2 separate regions of the Homo sapiens genome follow, and region 1 is linked to region 2. A link is a contact called in ENCODE Hi-C or POLR2A ChIA-PET data. All regions are on one chromosome and are shown on one strand. Each heading gives the region's core, a stretch centred on a gene start or an enhancer-like site at or near the end of the contact. The rest is flanking DNA. Distances are from core to core; before and after follow the strand shown. Region 1 holds the start of ZBTB7C-AS1 (ZBTB7C antisense RNA 1). Region 2 overlaps ZBTB7C (zinc finger and BTB domain containing 7C).

Region 1 (2,700 bases), core at 132-2,631, 89 kb after region 2:
ATCCCTTGGAAGAGCCAGCTCAGAGAGGGGAGGAAGGGAGGGCGGGTCAGGAGACAGGGTGGGGCCGGGATGAGAGGAAACTGTAAAACCAACGGGGCGGATTCACGAAAAATTCCCGAGCGTGGTGAGGGTAGAGGGTGCTGGGCAGCACCCCAGTTCGCCGGGCCCACGCTCCTCCAGTTGCCCGGCCTGTTCAGACTGGTTCGCCCACCTTTCTCTCCCTGCCGGCCCCACTCGCCTGACCTCTGAGAAAGCAGAATCCGGGACATGAAGCAACCACAGCCGCTCCGCCCGGCCACAAGCGCCCCGGACTCCGTGCCTGCCCGCAGCCCCCTTCCTGCAGCGTTCACTCGGCTGCCCGGCCCGGCCCGGCCCGGGCGCCCCGCCCCAGCCCCGCCCCGCTCCGGAGGCCCCTCCTCTATCCCCGCCCCTTCCCGGGCGCCCCGCCCTCTCCCTCCACTCTGCGCCCCCGCGGCCTCTCTCTCCTCCTGCGGGAGCCATCGCCCTCCTCCCGGGCGCCCCTCCCCGCGGCCGCAGCCTGTTTCCCGGGCCTCTCCTCCGCATTCTCACATCGCTCCAGCTCGACCTCCCCACCCGCCCGCCTCCCCGGGAGGCCGCGGCCCGGCGCGGCACCGCCCCTGCCCACGGTTACCCGGTTACCGCCTGAGAGGCCGGCGCCTGCCCGGGCGGGCGGGACCCGCACTGACCCCGCAGGGGGCGAGGCGGGGCTGAGAGGGGCGAACGCAGAGCCAGACCCCCCGCCGCCGCAGGCCGCCCACCTCCAGGCAGGGCTTCGTGCCAGACCCGGCTGTAGTTATCAGCTGGGTGGAGGGCAGTGCCAGCTGCAGGCGTCCCCGAGGCGCAAACACCACCCCTGGCCCCAGCCTCCTTCCCTGCAGCCTTCTACCTTCTACCGGAAACAGAGCCACGGGGAGCTAAAGGAGGATCCAGCAACAGTGGAGGCAGGGACTCCACCTCAGAGGCAGGGCCGCACTGAAGCCCAGCTCACCTACCTGCTGGGTGACCTTGGGCAAGTGACTTCTCTATGCCTCAGTTGTTGCATCTGTAAAATTGAGATAGTAATAGTATTCACCTCACTGAGTGCTGCGGTTTGGTGCCTGGCACATAATAGGGACTTCATAGACAGTTGTTACTATTATTACCTCTTCCCCCACATTTGGGGTTTGGCAGAGGGATGTATTGGCTACATGGTCATTAAGGATCTGTTAAGCACCTCCTATGCACGAGGGAGATCACATGGTATGGTCCAAGAGTCTTGGAGTTAGATGTGGGGTTGAATCCTGGCCCTGTCACTTCATAGCTGTGTGTGACCTTGTAAAATTCTGTCTCCTCTCTGAGCTGAAGTTCCCCCACAGGAAAATAGGGACCGTAATGCCCATCTTCCGGGGCCAATGCTGGATTCAATGAGATAATGTACAGGGAGTGCCCAGGGCAGTTCTCAGCACACAATAGTGCCTCTCAGTAAATAAGAGACGCAGGATGGAGAGGACAGGCTCAGTTTCTGCTACAGAAGAGCTCTGGGCAGGTAAGACCTATGGGAGAAAAATGTCACTGAGGAGGATGAACGTTCATGCTCAGCATGCAGTCAGTAGGAAGGGCTGAGGGAGGGCAGGCCCTCCTGTCTAGGAGAATGAAACTGCTAAGGGTGGGATGTCAGGCACTGGTGGGGGATGTTTCCGAATGGGGCCCGTTGGTCCTCAGTGAAGCGGCAGCTACTGGGCCTGAGAAGGGATGTAGGGGCGCTGGAATGACTGATGTCAGCATCTGCTTTATTGGAGAGGCCCCAAAGATGGCTTGGCCATCTCTCTCCCATCCTGACAGGAGAAAAGAATGAAAAGGACAGTTGGAAAATGAGCCCTGAGCAAAATCTCCCCCCTTTATAATAACTGTGAATGTGGCTGGGCATGAGCATGGCCCTGGACAGTGGCTGTGTGACTCTGAAGCTGGGTTCCCTCATCTGTAAAATAGTGGGCTGGTCAGATGCTTTCTAGGCCCCTGAGCTCCTCCCTTCTTGAAAGCAACATTTGCTCTGATCCGTAGCAATGTGGGGGAGAAGCCACTCCTGGAGAGTGCAGGGCCCATCTTCAATCCCATCACCCATTCCATGAACTGGCTGGGAGCCCTCTTGGATGAAATGGAAATGGAGTGGGGCTTAACAGTGGGACAGGCTCCCCAAAGTAGCTCAGGAAGACCAGCTGTCCCACTGATTGTGTGATTCTGACAGCTGGAATCAGCCTTTCAAGCAGATGTCCAGCCCTCTTACAGACAAAGAAAGCCCAGAGAAGTGAAAGGACTTGCCCAAATTCATGTGTCTCTTGAGAGGCAGAGCTGCCTTTCAATCCACTGCACCATATTGCTTCAATTAGTTTCATTAAGAGGGACAACAAAAAAACCAGTAAGCTAGTGACCAAGGCCATCCAAAGTCTCTTTGAGTCCATTTCACGAATGCAAAATGGAAATGCCTTAGCTTCACTACCAGATAAGAAAGTGCTTTGGGAAGTGAGAAGAACACTCCAAACAGCCCAGGAGCTGCCATAAGCACTGTCTGGAGCTGGAGGGGGTTAACTAGGTGGACAGTTGGCGGAGGCTCCTGCCAGGTCAGAGGGGATTTGCCTTTGTGATCAGCACTGCAGGCTCCACGAAGAGTCCAAGGACAGTGGGCTCTGAGTACTAATATGC
Region 2 (2,700 bases), core at 19-2,518:
GAAAGCATTTGACCACTGGAACCCGACAGCCATGATTTCTAGCTGTGTGAAAGTGAGTTGACACTCTACTTCTCTGAATTTCAAGTCTGTCGTCTGTAAAATGGGGTAAGAAGACCCCAAACGGGGATAAAAATACCCATGCTACAAAAGGGAGTCAAGGGTTAAATGAGATAATGTATATGAAGCCTGGCGCTCAGGGCCAGGAGACTCCTCCGATCTCTCACCCTTTCCCCCTTCTCCCTGGGTGGCTGCATCCATTGGCCAGGTTGGCCTCAGGCGCCAACCCCAGCTCACCTTTCCCAGGTCGATCTGCAGCCTCCTTCCCATGTCCCACTCCTGAAGGAGGGCCGCCAGCTTCCTGCGACTCAACAGACAGACACAGGGGCAGGAGGCCAAGCTTCACAGTGTCTCCCCGGGGCGCTTGCAACAAGCAAACAAGCAAAGACTGAAATAGGGAAGGTAGAGTTTCACACTCTGTGGGAAGTTTGTGGCAGAGATATTTTTAGGAGGGGAGAAGGTGGGAGATATTTTTAGGATGGGATGCTTTTCCCATTGCTCCTCCAATCCCACCTCCCTGTGGGGAACCGAGGAAAGGTAGCATTAAGAGCCGCCTGTGATGAAGGAGGCAGCCGGCACTGCTGGGGAGAAGGCAGCCGCTCTCCGCTTCATCCTTGGGCTGGGACCCCAGATGTTTGACCCTGGCCAGCCCCTTGCTGGCCTTCCCGACAGAGCCACTTCCCTTTTGGGAGTGCAGCCTGGAGTTCCCTTCCCCCTCCAGGCCACAGCCCCACTCTCCCTTAGGATGACCTGAAAGGGAAGTTTATAAGAGGAAAAGGAATGAACGGGATCCTATTTAACAGCACATGCTGGGCGGAGGAACTTCCTGACAGGAACCAATGTGGAAACCAGGCCCAGTTTGGCCATGGAAAACTGGTTTGGCTCAGAACTGGCCAGAGTGGAGAGGAGACCTTGGGCAGCTGCACGTCGCAATTAAACTGGACTTGTCCGACTTCGCTTTCTTTCTTGTCCCCTCTAAGCAAGCAGACACTATAATAATCTGCACACCACAGGGGGTGTGCAGATTATTTTTTTAAGTCTAGGGGAAAGAAACCCCACCCTCATTTAGGTCACAGAGACATAAAGGGCTACTGGCTAGGCTCAGCAAATCAGGAACAGATGTAGGCAGCGGAGCAGGGCCAGGCGAGCAGAGCCGCTGCCACCAGGCGCCCAGCCTGAGTCACCCTGGCGGGGAGGGCGGGAGGTGGTGGGCAGGGGTGGCCGTCTTTATTTGTGGGCTTGGGTGTGGGGTGCAGGAAACAATGCAAACAGAAGAGTCCCCGGGGCTGGGACAGGCGCAGGGGTGCGGGCAGGTACGGACAGGCTCCCAGTGGCTGCTCTTCTGGGCCAAAGGATTAAAACAGGCCCTGAGTTTGAACAGGGAGAAGGCTCTGCTCCTCCCTCAGCCTCTTTCTCTCCTTCCCCTGCCCTCCCTCTCCCCCCACCCAAGAAGACCTTATTTCCAGGGCTGAGTCTGGCTGTGGCTGGCCGGCTGGCCTCCGCCCTGGCTCCCCAACCCCTCTCTTTAAGGGCCAGGCTGTCCTGTGGCTGGCAGCTGGCAGGAGAGGCCTGGGGTGGACGTTTCAGCCCTTGCTCCCCGAGTTTCTGCACAAAGCCCTATCCTCTCTCCTCAGTTCTCCCTTTTCTCTCCTCACTCTGATTTGTCTCCTGTAGACCCCCAAAGAAATATTAGCTTCTCAGGGCAAAGGCCCTGTCCCTGCCCCTCAGGCCCCAGCCAGGCCTGCAGTGGGTATTCAGTCCTCATTATGACTTTCTCGAAAAGAAAAATTTCTTTTTTTTTTTTTTTTTCAGACGGAGTCTCGTTCTGTCACCCAGGCTGGAGTGCAGTGGCACAATCTCAGCTCACTGCAACCTCCACTTCCCAGGTTCAAGCAATTCTCCTGTCTCAGCCTCCTGAGTAGCTGGGATTACAGACGCATGCCACCACGCCTAGCTAATTTTTCCATTTTTAGTAGAGACGGGGTTTCACCATATTGGTCAGGCTGGTCTTGAACTCCTGATCTCAGGTGATCTGCCTGCCTCGGCCTCCCAAAGTGCTGGGATTACAGATGTGAGCCACCACGCCCGGCCCATTATGACCTTTTCTAAGGTCACCCTCCATCTGGGGGGCAGTCATTCCTGAGATATCGCTTTTTCCTTCATATAACACAGCCCCTTGCACATGAGAAGCAGGGACCTCCTCTGTCTCCATGGCCCTCTGGCCTGGTACACAGTAGGTGCTCAGCAGACGACTGTCATAGGAATGGATGAGCACCACTGGGCACCAAGGGAACCATCAGAGAGAGCCCAGCAGCTCAGAACCGCACAGCCCTGTGTGGGCAGCTGTGTGCTGAGGCTGCTTCCTTGCACCTTTCTTGTATGGAGAGGAAGGCTTTCATGATACCCTCAGACCAATTGCAGACAGCACTCTGGAACAGAGTAATCTGGTGTTTCCAGCCCCTACAAACTCTCCAGTGACAGGATGAAGAGAAAAGTAAGGGCCTCTTCTCAAAGGTGCTCTCTATGGCCGAGCAGAGAAAACAGAATCAAAGCAGTTTTTAGCTGGACGGTTCCAGCCTGGCAAACACAGAGGAAAAATGGCAGGATCAAGGACGCTTGGCTTAAAGGAACGGACACCCAGCT

Evidence for each region. A loop is a pair of places that touch in the nucleus more often than their neighbours do. ChIA-PET counts read pairs that join two places held with the same protein, here RNA polymerase II (POLR2A). Pooled maps may share reads with other maps.
Region 1: a map of heart left ventricle shows a loop between it and region 2 (2.5-fold over the local background). The contact joins the promoter of ZBTB7C-AS1 here to the enhancer-like site in region 2. A Hi-C loop is called at or near these places in 1 of 168 maps with a recorded cell type or tissue (heart left ventricle) and 2 of 50 pooled maps. POLR2A ChIA-PET finds 5 or more read pairs at or near these places in 4 of 52 experiments (HEK293, SK-N-SH, activated T-cell and 1 more).

Annotation. Positions count from the first base shown.
Region 1 is chr18:48,161,335-48,164,034 of GRCh38, forward strand. It overlaps ZBTB7C-AS1 (ZBTB7C antisense RNA 1), which reads left to right and starts at 1,382. Exons shown (of 5, transcript XR_001753437.2): 1 at 1,382-1,546. The region is part of intron 3 of ZBTB7C (zinc finger and BTB domain containing 7C); the gene reads right to left. RefSeq lists a silencer at 302-501.
Region 2 is chr18:48,072,166-48,074,865 of GRCh38, forward strand. All of the region lies in intron 3 of ZBTB7C (zinc finger and BTB domain containing 7C), which reads right to left. Among named protein-coding and RNA genes, the nearest start is that of ZBTB7C-AS1, 89 kb to the right of the region's middle. Within about 2 kb of position 1,269, at least 9 of the 41 ENCODE cell types and tissues checked have a DNase peak (open chromatin) inside an H3K27ac peak, as active enhancers do; they include heart left ventricle, where a contact is called at or near this core.